2 separate regions of the Homo sapiens genome follow, and region 2 is linked to region 1. The links are chromatin contacts, found by Hi-C or POLR2A ChIA-PET in ENCODE. All regions are on one chromosome and are shown on one strand. The core of a region is the stretch at or near the end of the contact, and the rest is flanking DNA. Distances in the headings are between cores, read along the strand shown.

What was found. Hi-C counts contacts between places; a loop is a spot of excess contacts on that map. ChIA-PET counts read pairs that join two places held with the same protein, here RNA polymerase II (POLR2A). Pooled maps may share reads with other maps.
Region 2: a map of A673 shows a loop between it and region 1 (2.9-fold over the local background). The contact joins two enhancer-like sites. A Hi-C loop is called at or near these places in 5 of 168 maps with a recorded cell type or tissue (A673, HCT116, IMR-90 and 2 more) and 1 of 50 pooled maps. POLR2A ChIA-PET finds 5 or more read pairs at or near these places in 8 of 52 experiments (AG04449, AG04450, BJ and 5 more).

Annotation. Positions count from the first base shown.
Region 1 is chr18:8,749,129-8,754,847 of GRCh38, forward strand. The region is part of intron 3 of MTCL1 (microtubule crosslinking factor 1); the gene reads left to right. Among named protein-coding and RNA genes, the nearest start is that of GACAT2, 44 kb to the left of the region's middle. Within about 2 kb of position 1,944, at least 5 of the 41 ENCODE cell types and tissues checked have a DNase peak (open chromatin) inside an H3K27ac peak, as active enhancers do.
Region 2 is chr18:8,810,323-8,815,959 of GRCh38, forward strand. MTCL1 (microtubule crosslinking factor 1) reads left to right here. Exons shown (of 15, transcript NM_001395333.1): 11 at 2,657-2,911. Among named protein-coding and RNA genes, the nearest start is that of GACAT2, 110 kb to the left of the region's middle. Within about 2 kb of position 4,114, at least 2 of the 41 ENCODE cell types and tissues checked have a DNase peak (open chromatin) inside an H3K27ac peak, as active enhancers do.

The sequences.
Region 1 (5,719 bases), core at 694-3,193:
GCAGCATTTTCCATTCCTGGGACATCCCTTCTTATGCAGCATCTGCAAGCTCATTTCATAAAGGCATGGGAGAGCAATTGGAGAATGACAGGTGTGCTGTGGCACCCCCAAATGCAGTTGCCGCTGCCTCAGGCCTTACCAGTAATGACACTATATCAGGGTGGGGAGGACAGTAGGGACAGGTTAAGAGTTGGCCAGCCTGGGGCTGCAAGCCATGCTGTCACCATAGCAGGAGGCAAGGTGTATGGAGAGGCCAGGCTGGCTGCGGACGGACCACATGGATCTAGGGTCCTGGCTCAGGGTGTTCGATGCACTCTGAAGGCAGAGGGTGCTGTGGTTGAAAAACCACAGGAGGTTTTTCAAGGGAGAATGATATGGGCAGTTATATCTTTGGAAGGTAAGTGGAGGAAGAGTGAAGTGAGAAGACAGAGCCAGTGGAGAGGCTGTGGCCGTGGCCTAAGTGAGAAGAAAGCAGAGCCTGAGCTTGGGCAGATCCAATGGTGGGCCCGAGAGAGTGACAAGAGCACAGGGATGGGGTTTGGCCACCTGTAAATACCTGTAAGCACAGTGCCTCCCACTGGCCCTGGCCCTGGACCCCAGCGAACAGGGCTTAGGGCATGATCCTGGATCGTACAGACATGGGGGCCTATTCTTTCCTTGGCAACTATGGGACTTCGGGCAGGTTGCTTAATGGCTTGAACTTCAGTGTCTGCAACTGTAAAACTGAGTTGTTGGGACCCAGCTATAAACTTGTTTCGATGTTTCAGTAAAATAAAGCTTTGCTCTAAGAGTAACTTTACTACTAAGACTAACATAAAACTGTATTTTCAGTTTGTTTCTGTTAACCCATAGGGAATATTAAAGTTGCTGTTAGCTGGATGGTAATGTCATTTTATTTTTTATATTTGTTTTTATTTTTATTTATATTATTTTGAGACAGAGTCTCATTCCATCACCCAGGCTGGAGTGCAGTGGTGTGATCGCGGCTCACTGCAACCTTTGCCTCCTGGGTTCAAGTGATCCTCCCACCTCAGCCTCCCACTGAGAAGCTGGGATTACAGGCTCATGCCACCACACTGGCTAATTTTTGTATTTTTAGTAGAGACAGGGTTTCACCATGTTGGCCAGGCTGGTCTCGAACTCCTGACCTCAAGTGATCTGCCCGCCTCAGCCTCCCAGAATGCTGGGATTACAGACGTGAGTCTCTGTGCCCGGCCAGTAATGTCATTTTATGTCTTTCCCTGGTGTGACTGCCTAAGCGAAATATGCCTGGAGAGAGCCCGGTCCTGGAGGGTGCCCCTCCTCCAGGGTGGGGCCCCACCTGCTGCTCTCTGTGCCCTGGGCACCATGCAGAAAAGGCTGGGCAGCTCGGGCCAGTGCATTCTGCGCTTGTCTCCTGGCTGGCTGGAGGTGCAGAGGAAGGAAGGAAGTTTCTATCTTCTAATCAGATGGAGGGCAGGGAGGAGGTGTTGAATGCTACCAGTTCTTCCTTGGGGTTACCAACCTGGACCCCAAATGCCTATATCCAGAGGACACTGCCCTGCAACGGTCTTGAGAACATTTTTCTAGGCATGGGAAAAGTTGTAACAAGATTATGAACATGCTTTTTGAATGCATTGCAGTTATAATCAGATTATGTGTCTGATTTAAGGGAGTCTTGGCTTATAAGAGTGCTTTATTTTCATTACAGGGAAATGACTTGCTGGTAAAACTGAATTTATTTCCGGGAGTCCCAAGCTGGTCCCCCTTTGGCATAGCTGGGAGTGAGGCCTGCAGTTGCCTTCTCTGGATGCGTTGATAAAGTTACTGGCAAGGCGGCCTGAGTGCTGGGTAGGGTGGACAGATGCAGTGTGCACCGTGGCCAGGCCCTCTCGTGCTCCAAGGAGGAGGAGGATGGGGTGGACAGTGCCCTGGGCAGCGGGCCCCCAGAAGGACCAGTGGGTGTGGGCATCTGACTGCATGTGTGCATGACTCATGCACACATCTTTTCCGCACATGGACTGTGTCTGGATTCTGTTGAGAACAAAATATTTATGCAAAAAAGGTCTGTAAGGCTCAGGCTGCTGATGACTTTGCACTTTCACTTGGATGTTTATGTAGAATTTTCGACATGTTTGGACATAGCTTGTGTGTGTTCTGTCAAAAGAAGGCTCCAGAAGGATATTTCACCAGGTCCTCAGTTGTCTGTTTTAAGTTTTGCATGCGTAGACATTAAACATGCCTCTTTTGGTGACCACCCAGGAGTGAAACGCGATGCTTGATCTGTGCTTCTGAGGATGTAAGTGATGTTGCCGCTACTGTTACTGCTCAAAAGTGGGCCACCTAAATCCTTCCAGAATAGAATGGTATTGTTTTGGGACAAGATAACTGACATTTTGTGCTATAGTTTCTCCCTGGACTGCAATTTTTGACACTCATGTCATCAACACTCTAAAAACAAACGCTTTTTGGTTTTGAGGGTTTTAGCTCCATTCCCTTCAATAGTCAAGGAAATCCGAGGTGAATTTTCTCATTGGTCTGAGTCACCTGGTCCAGTGCAGGACGGGGTAGGTGTGAGGCAGATGTGGGGGGTACAGTTGAAGTGAGGTTGGCTGCTGTTGCAGAAGAGGGGGACATCACAATACAAAAACAATCTTTTTTGCTGTTATGAAGACTAGACGAGGTTAGAAATGCTCTGAGTTGGGGCAGATGGAGCCGTGGGATTCGCTTGTGAAAGTTGTTTCATTGACCTGCACACGAGGTGTTGAAGACTTAGCTCAGGGCAGCGGTGACGCGGAAAAGAAACGTTTAAGGCCAAGCTGCTGCAGACTGCACTTTCACTTGAATGTTTGTTCAGAATTTTAGCATGTTTGGACATAGCTGGTGTGTGTTCTGTCAAAAGAAGGCCCCAGAGGGATATTTGAAAAGAGGTTGTTGATAAATCTATAAGGCTGAAAGGTAAAGAAGGAGCGGGATGGAAAGGACCCCAGAGCTTTGACTCTAGGACATCCCGATGACAGAGATAGAGATGGCTGATTTGGGGAGAAGAGGGCCAGGTCAGCATTGACTTGCTGAGTATGAGATAAAACTAAATATAATCCAGTGTTTTAAGTTAGAACATTAAAAAGTTTTATTTTGAGTAAGATGTGTAAATATTGTGACTTTATAAAAAGTCATCTGCCTATCCAAAGTACTGAGCAGTGGTTTTGAAAAATTTGTTAAAGTTTTCTCTTTTACTATTTAAACTTCCATGTACTAGTTGAATAGGAACTGATAGTTGTTAACATAACTTTTAAATCGAATTTTTTTTGTGTTATTGCTTTCTTTAGCAACTGTGCCTCTCTTTTTTATGTTTGATTTGAAGGAAAGTTTTAAGAAGGCCTGGCCTGGCACTTGTCCCAGAGGAATGCATGTGGCATAGCAAGTTAAAGAGTGCAAATGTCTGCTGTCTTAGAGGGCTGAGTTTGTATGCTACAGACCCACAGAGTATTTCCAAGGTTCTTGGGGGGTAACTATTTAAAAATCTTTCTTGTTACCATCCCAATTGTTAAACACAATAGAATGATATTGAAAAATATTGTCATAAAGACAGTCTAGAAATGATGAAGAATCAATTCAGCCACTTATCAGATGCTACCAGTTGCTCCTGGGGTTCAGGCACCCTATTGCTGGGTGCGTAGGCTATTTCTACAAACAACATATCCCCTGCCTCCAAGAGGAGTGACACAAGGTGGCTCTGGGCTTTGGACAGTGCACAGTGAGCCATAATGAGGCCTGAGTACAGTGCCACAAAGAGCTGGACATGAGCAACCTCAGAAAATACAGTGGGCAAACAGGCAAATGCGTGGAGACGTCGCCGTATCGAACATGGCCATCCTGACCTGCTCCTGTATAAAGAGGATGGTTTTTACTATAGACCCCTAAGGCTATAAGACCAGGTGGCCTCAAGCAGAGCCACAGCAGCCCACAGAAAGAGATGAGAGTAGAACAAATAATCCCGAACTTCTGGCACAGACAGAAGTCTTCATGCACATTCATACCTGGACCCAGGGAAGCCCAACATGGGTGAGAACGTTTTCATAAAATGCTAAAATCATTGTTTAAAATAGCCAGTGCTACATTCCACTGTTAGAGGCATGGCCTTCTAATCCAGTTGTTTACCTATGAATCAACTATGATGTCAATTTTTTAAAAAATGGGAGACACTTATTGTTTGAAATAAAGGTATTGACAGATCTGGGATTTGATTTTACTGTACTCACAAGCTAACAAGCTAGCCTCCTACCATTCCGTGGATGCTGGCAGAAGACATGAGACTCCTGGATCAGAGACAAAGGACTCATTACTCAGGGCACAGCAGGCAGCATCAGCACAGTCAGTTTTCCTTGTCCCCACATCCAGTAAGCATGACCCAATGGGCCCAGATGGATGCCTTTGAAAGACAGTCCAGCTCTGCCCTGACTCCCTGGTCCTTTTTACCTGGTGACATCAGAGAGCCCCTGATGTGAGCTGTGGTGTCACAGCTGGGGAACACTGAGCCTGGAGAACCCACCATGTTATAGCCATTTTATAGTAAGCAAGCCTGCTCTTTGTTGCAGAGGGAGACATCACCTCAGCCATCAAGGTTTCTCACTGCAAACACGGTCCTGAGAAATAGTCCAGGTAGTGTATGGTTCCAGCCTTGCATTCACGACACACCCAGCAAGCTGTGTAGGAGTGTAAGAGGCCCATGAAGACTGTCTCCTAGTGACATAAATATATAAAAATAATGATACTGTAGGTAAAAATCTGAGAGGACTGTTACAATTTGTGACTGTTAATATGGGACCATTTCATACCATTTGGTGATATACTTCAAATTTAAAATATGTATTAATTCTTATTTCAAACTGAAAATTTTATTGCTTTTCATACAGACTTACGTGACAAGCAACTGGTTGAAATTTTCCCCCTACTTCCTATTTATTTATTTATTTATTTTGAGACACGGTCTTGTTCTTTCGCCCAGGCTGGAGTGCAGTGGCACTGTCTTGCCTCACTGCAACCTTTACATCCTGAGTTCAAGCAATTCTGGTGTCTCAGCCTCCTGCATAGCTGGGATCACAGGTGTGCACCACCACGCCTGGCTAATTTTTGTAATTTTAATAGAGACGGGGTTTCACCGTGTTGCCCAGGCTGGTCTCGAACTCCTGGCCTCAAGCGATCTGCCCACCTTGGCTTCCCAAAGTGCTGGGATTACAGGCGTGAGCCACCGCGCCTGGCCTCTCCTTTATTTTTAAGCAAGCATCTATAAAATAACCCCATGTGTATAAGTGTATAATACTCTACCAGGAGCTTTTGGGAATATGGAAGAAGTAAAGGGTTCAGTTCTTGCCCTTGGCTTTATAACATGTTAGAATGATGAGACAGCATTACAGGAAACAAGCAAAGTAAATCCATCAAGTGCCTGGTAATGAGATACCAGTAATGTCAGAGAGAAAAGGGAACCAAGTCGTTTTGTAAGATTTTGATGGAATCTTATGATAGATGCAGAGTTTTAAATTTGTATTTTTGCAGCCATAGCCACCCAGGTTCCTAGTAGCTTTAGTATAGATGCGTGCAGTTCTGCAAAATGCCTGCTATCTAATGTTGCCTTTTTCTTCCCAATTCTGTTTTATATTCTCTCTTGTTCTCCATTTCTTGGTCCCTGTCTCTCTGATGTATGAAGTAAGTATTAGTGGAAAGAGGGCTTAGCTCTTCA
Region 2 (5,637 bases), core at 2,864-5,363, 63 kb after region 1:
AGTGAGACCTGACAGTGCAGGGCCACTGATGACACGAGGTTCCTCAGTAGGCAGGGGGATTGGGCTCTAAGCATTGAGGGGAGGGGTGACCCTGACCATGAGAGACCTGAGAGGTGTGGACACAGAGGAGCTTGTGGGCAGAAGGAGTGTCCCTTCACTGTCTTCACAAAGCGGGTGAGCAGAAGTGATGTGGGGCCCAGGAAGGGGTACGCTGCATGAGGAGATTCTAAAGAGAGGACCTGTTGGTTGCTGGAAGCATCTACAGGTGAACAGACGTACGTGCGAGGGGCTCAGCAGCCTGTCTTTCATTCTGGGTTACGTGGACTTCCAGCAGCTCTTTTAAACTGGGATTTTGTGGTGCTTGGTGCTTTTCTGGTAGTCTTCTGGTTAACTAACACTGGAGGTTTCTCCCCTCTTTTGTTTCTGCATTCTTTCTACTTAGAAAAAGTTTTATTTTCCCCAGATTTACATTTTATAAATAATTGATCAAGAAGCGTCACCACTGACCTGTGCCCGTGGCTGTCATCTGCTTCCTCAAGCCTTTCCCTGCTTTCTCTCCAAGCAGGCCTGAGTTCCACTAAGATTCAGGGACAAAACAGTGTGCTCTCCCCGCTTAATGAAGCATTTGCCTTTATTACAGAGGCGAGATTCGATGTTAGCTCTCTCCCAGTGAGTCCCTTGTGAGCAAAAACTTCCAGTTTAACTGAGCACACCACTCAGCAGCCTGTCTTAGTCCGTTTACTGTTGCAATAAAGGAATACCTGAGGCTGGGTGATTTATTTAACAACAAGGTTTATTTAGCTTACAGTTCTGCAAGCTGCACAAGAAGCATGGTGCCAGCATCTGCTGCTGGAGAGGGCCAGGCTGCTTCCACTCAGCAAAAGGCAAAGGGGAGCCGATGTGTGCAGATCACATGGCAAGAAAGGAAGTACAGGTGGGCGGAGGTGCCAGGCTCTTTTAAACAACCAGCTCTTAAAGAAATAATAGAGGGAGAGGTTACTCACTCCCCGCCGCAGGGCATGAATCTGTTCATGCACAGTCCACCCACATGACCCAGACACCTCCCACTAGGCCCCATCTCCGACACTGGGGATCAGATTTCAACGTGAAGTTTGGGGGACAAACATCCAAACTACAGCACTGATACAGACATCTTTCTAAATAGAATAATACTGGGTGGTTTAAGTCATTAATCTTTATATATATATACATATATATATCTATGGTCTCAAAAAAGTTAAAAGAATCTTTTCAGACATGGATAATCAGCTATGAATTATTTTAGTGGGTCTTGAAGTAACTCATTTTAAGAAAGTTAATTGAACTCTACATAGGAATAATGGTTACTGACTTACCATGTCCCTTAGGCAAGTCCCTAAAGCACTGAGCTGCCATTTCTTCACAAATAAACTGGGAATAAGGATACCTATACGTATTTACAGGATTGCAGTAGACACCAAATGAGGCAATCTATGTGAAAGGCCTTCCTTTGAAAAGTATACAATTTGTTAAAATTGTGCACTTAATGAAATATAAGAGATTGCTTATGAGGATAAAAACGAGACACTGAACAGCAAGCTGTTGTGCAGTTTTAGTGTTTGCCCTAGGGTTTATAATATACGTATTTAATTAATCAGAGTCTACCTTGAAGTCCTATTAGGCTACTTTTCATGCTGCCTGAGGAAATTGCAACAGTGTATTCCCAGTTCCTTCCCATCCTCTGTGCCATTGCTGTCATAGTTTACCTCTACATATTCTGTAAACACACAACACACTGTAACAATTTTTGCTTTAGATAATCAAATATTAAAACAGAAAATAATGAGTTTTATATTTACATAGATGTCATTTCCAGTGTTTATTTTCTGTATAGATCAAAGTGCCTGTTGGTATATTCCTTCTGCCTAAAGAACTTCCTTTTTCATTTCCTGAAGTACAGGTCTGTTGGCAATGGTTTTTTTTGTTTTTTTGTTTTTTTCAGTTTTCATTTGCTGAAAAGTGTTTTCCTTCTTTTTTGAAAGATACTTTTTCTGCGTACAGAATTGTGTCTAGGTTGAGATCTTTTTTCTTGAACACTTTAGATGCCACTCCATCATCTTCTGACTTGCAAAGTTGCTGATGAGAAGTCTGCTGGAATTCTCTCGTCTTTGTGCCTCTATGACATGGGTCATTTTTCCCTGTCTTTAAGTCTTCTCTTTGGTTTTCACAGGTTTGAGTACATAAGATGTAGAATCTTGTTTGGTTTTGATATTTAACCTCCTGGGTATTTGACAAATATTTATTGAAAACTATTAGGTTCTGTCACTGTCCCATCCCTAGGTTCCATATAGGAGCTAAGGATATAGGGACGGACATGGTACCTGCCCACAAGCAGTTACACAGAAGTACAGGCAAGAGATAGTGGTGACTTAGACTAGGAAAGTGGAGCAGGGAAGCTGGCCATGGGAAGCTCAGTTTACTCACCGCTTAACATTCTTTGTGACTGTGTCAAACGCTCTTAATTAGGACTTTAAAAATAAAATTTGTTTATACTGTGGGATTGGTCAAATCTTGGTTTAAACATGTTTCCAGGGATCACATGTAAATGTGCTGAGACTTCATCCTTGAATGCAAGACTTGTCAGAGAGGGAATTCCTAAGTCTCTTCTCCTTGACAGCTGGAAGAGAAGACTGAGAACAAGTTGGGAGAACTAGGCTCCTCCGCTGAGAGCAAGGGGGCCTTGAAGAAGGAGAGAGAGGTGCACCAGAAGCTCCTGGCAGACAGTCACAGCCTGGTCATGGACCTGCGCTGGCAGATCCATCACAGCGAGAAGAACTGGAACCGGGAGAAGGTGGAACTTCTCGACCGCCTGGACAGAGATCGGCAGGAGTGGGAGCGGCAGAAGAAGGAATTCTTGTGGAGGATAGAGCAGGTAAGGAGGCACCCCGGGGCCCTGGAGCATAGGCACAGAGTGTAGACTGCTCAGTGGACCCAGAAAGCAAAAGCACTAGGCTGCTTCATGGTCCTTGCAGCATCAGGATGCATGGGCTTCCAAAGGAAGAGAGAGAAATTCTAGAATTGCTTGTGTTGGAGACCAAGGCTCATGCCTCTCCATGACACAGATCTTTTCTTTGCAAAGTTCATAGGTAACTCTCCTATGTGTACATGTGGTAGTGGCAGAGCAGGGTGGGTGGGGCTTGTGGGAGCGGGGGGATAACTTTTTAAAGGAATTTAAAGACTAAACTGGAAAGAGGAGGTTATTTCAGGTCTTATTCAATTGAAAACAAACTATAACTTTTAAGTTTGCCACTAAAGATGTGGTCACAGTGACTGCTCCAACTTGAATGGAATTGTTGTCATTAGAAAAGAAATTGCTGAATTCAGTTGAAAGTCAGGCTGTTTGCTGGTGAGTGTTCCTGCTGTGGATATTGCTGAGCTGTGATTAGATGGACCATTGTCAAGAGAGGTAGCTGGTAGCTCATCATCTTCAGCTAAACAAACAATTCAGAAACTCAGATGAATTTGGGGAGGAGGGGGGTAGTCATTTTTCTGCCAATATAACCATTCTCTGCATTGCATCAGACTTAGAACAGTTTGCATAGTTGCAGTAGTTCCTGAGGGATACACAAATTAAATTGATGAAGATTTGGAATTCTTCCCTGGCTGGATTTTTACATAGTATATATTTTGTTTATTTCAGCCAGTCACACACTTATAAATTTATGAGGTCTCAAGGAAATGTATTAATCAGTAAGAAATTGAGCTCAGGAAAAATAACCTCATTACTCTATTTTAAATACCCATAGAGCCTTTTGACAAATGTGCTCTATTATCCATAGACATGGTGCCTGTGTTACGCAGGTACAATGACAAAGGTGAGTGTATGCATGTGTTGGATAGGGCGGGAGGCAGAATGAACTAAATGGTAAGAAAGACCAAGAGGCTTTGGCTTGGAAACCACTAAGAAGAATAAAATACACCGCAGGTGAGCTATGATCCCCACTGCATTCCAGCCTGGGCGACAGACCGAGACCCCGTCTCCAAAAAACAAAAGAAGGAAAGTACACTGCAGATAGAAAAGCTGAAACTCTTCGTAGGTTTGACCACTTACACAAATGAGTCACCTTACTAATCTTTGATATTCCCCAAATCCTATCAAGAGGAATGCTGGCCATTTCCTTTCTGGCTTGGAAATGCAGCACTTGTGAAGAGTCTCCTGTATTAAATCTCCTGTGTATGTCGTTGCTCTATGGTTAGGTGGAAATTTTAGGGATAGAAGTGGCATATATTCTTTGAAAATGGCCACTAATTTATTATATCCAACTTAGTTGACCGGTGTCACAGTAACTCCAGGCAACTTGTCACCAGGGAGCTTCATTCTTGGCCCGTGCTCTAGGGCCACTCACTTTTTACATCCCTCCTGTACCCCAGTGAGGCCATCATGATCCCTGCCATGCCCCCTTTAGGGTGCCCTTCGCCTGTTAGCCATGGTGGCTTGTTGGACTTGTCACAGGCTTCATTTCTTTGGGAAGTCACACCTTGGATATAAATTAAGCAAGTCTTTTAGGTTTTTATTTTTACTTTTGGGAATGAAGAATTTCTAGTAAAGGAAAAATTAGATACATGTGGTGATACTCAACTTTCGAAAAGTCAGTGACTTACAGGAAACAACAGGTGCTGGAGAGGATGTGGAGAAATAGGAACACTTTTACACTGTTGGTGGGACTGTAAACTAGTTCAACCATTGTGGAAGTCAGTGTGGCGATTCCTCAGGGATCTAGAACTAGAAATATCATTTGACCCAGCCATCCCATTACTGGGTATATACCGAAAGGATTATAAATCATGCTGCTATAAAGACACATGCACACGTATGTTTATTGCGGCAGTATTCACAATAGCAGAGACTTGGAACCAACCCAAATGTCCAACAATGGTAGACTGGATTAAGAAAATGTGGCACATATACACCATGGAATACTATGCAGCCATAAAAAAGGATGAGTTCATGTCCTTTGTAGGGACATGGATGAAATTGGAAATCATCATTCTCAGTACTGTCGCAAGGACAAAAAACCGAACACCGCATATTCTCACTCATAGGTGGGAATTGAACAGTGAGATCACATGGACACAGGAAGGGGAACATCACACTCTGGGGACTGTTGTGGGGTGCGGGGAGGTGGGGGATAGCATTAGGAGTTATACCTAATGCTAAATGACGAGTTAATGGGTGCAGCACACCAGCATGGCACATGTATACATATGCAACTAACCTGCACATTGTGCACATGTACCCTAAAACTTAAAGTATAATAATAATTAAAAAAAAAAACATTAACATTAAAAAAAAAAAAAGAAAAGTCAGTGACTTAAAGATGAACCACAGCCTCATTTTGAGACTATATTTTGGAAAGGTAATAGTGGTCAGGAGCTGACCTCCAATTCCAGGTTATCAGTATTGAAACAGTTCGGCCAAACTGACAGCCTCAGAACCCAGTCCTCAAGGTGGACATCTTTGAGCATCATAGATCTGAAACACGTGAGTTTCGGGCATGCATCTGTTCATGAAATCTGTGTGATGGATCCCACAGTCTTTGTACAATGATGTCATTGCTGTTTTTAGAAGAGGATTGGTTACAAATGAACTGATGCTTC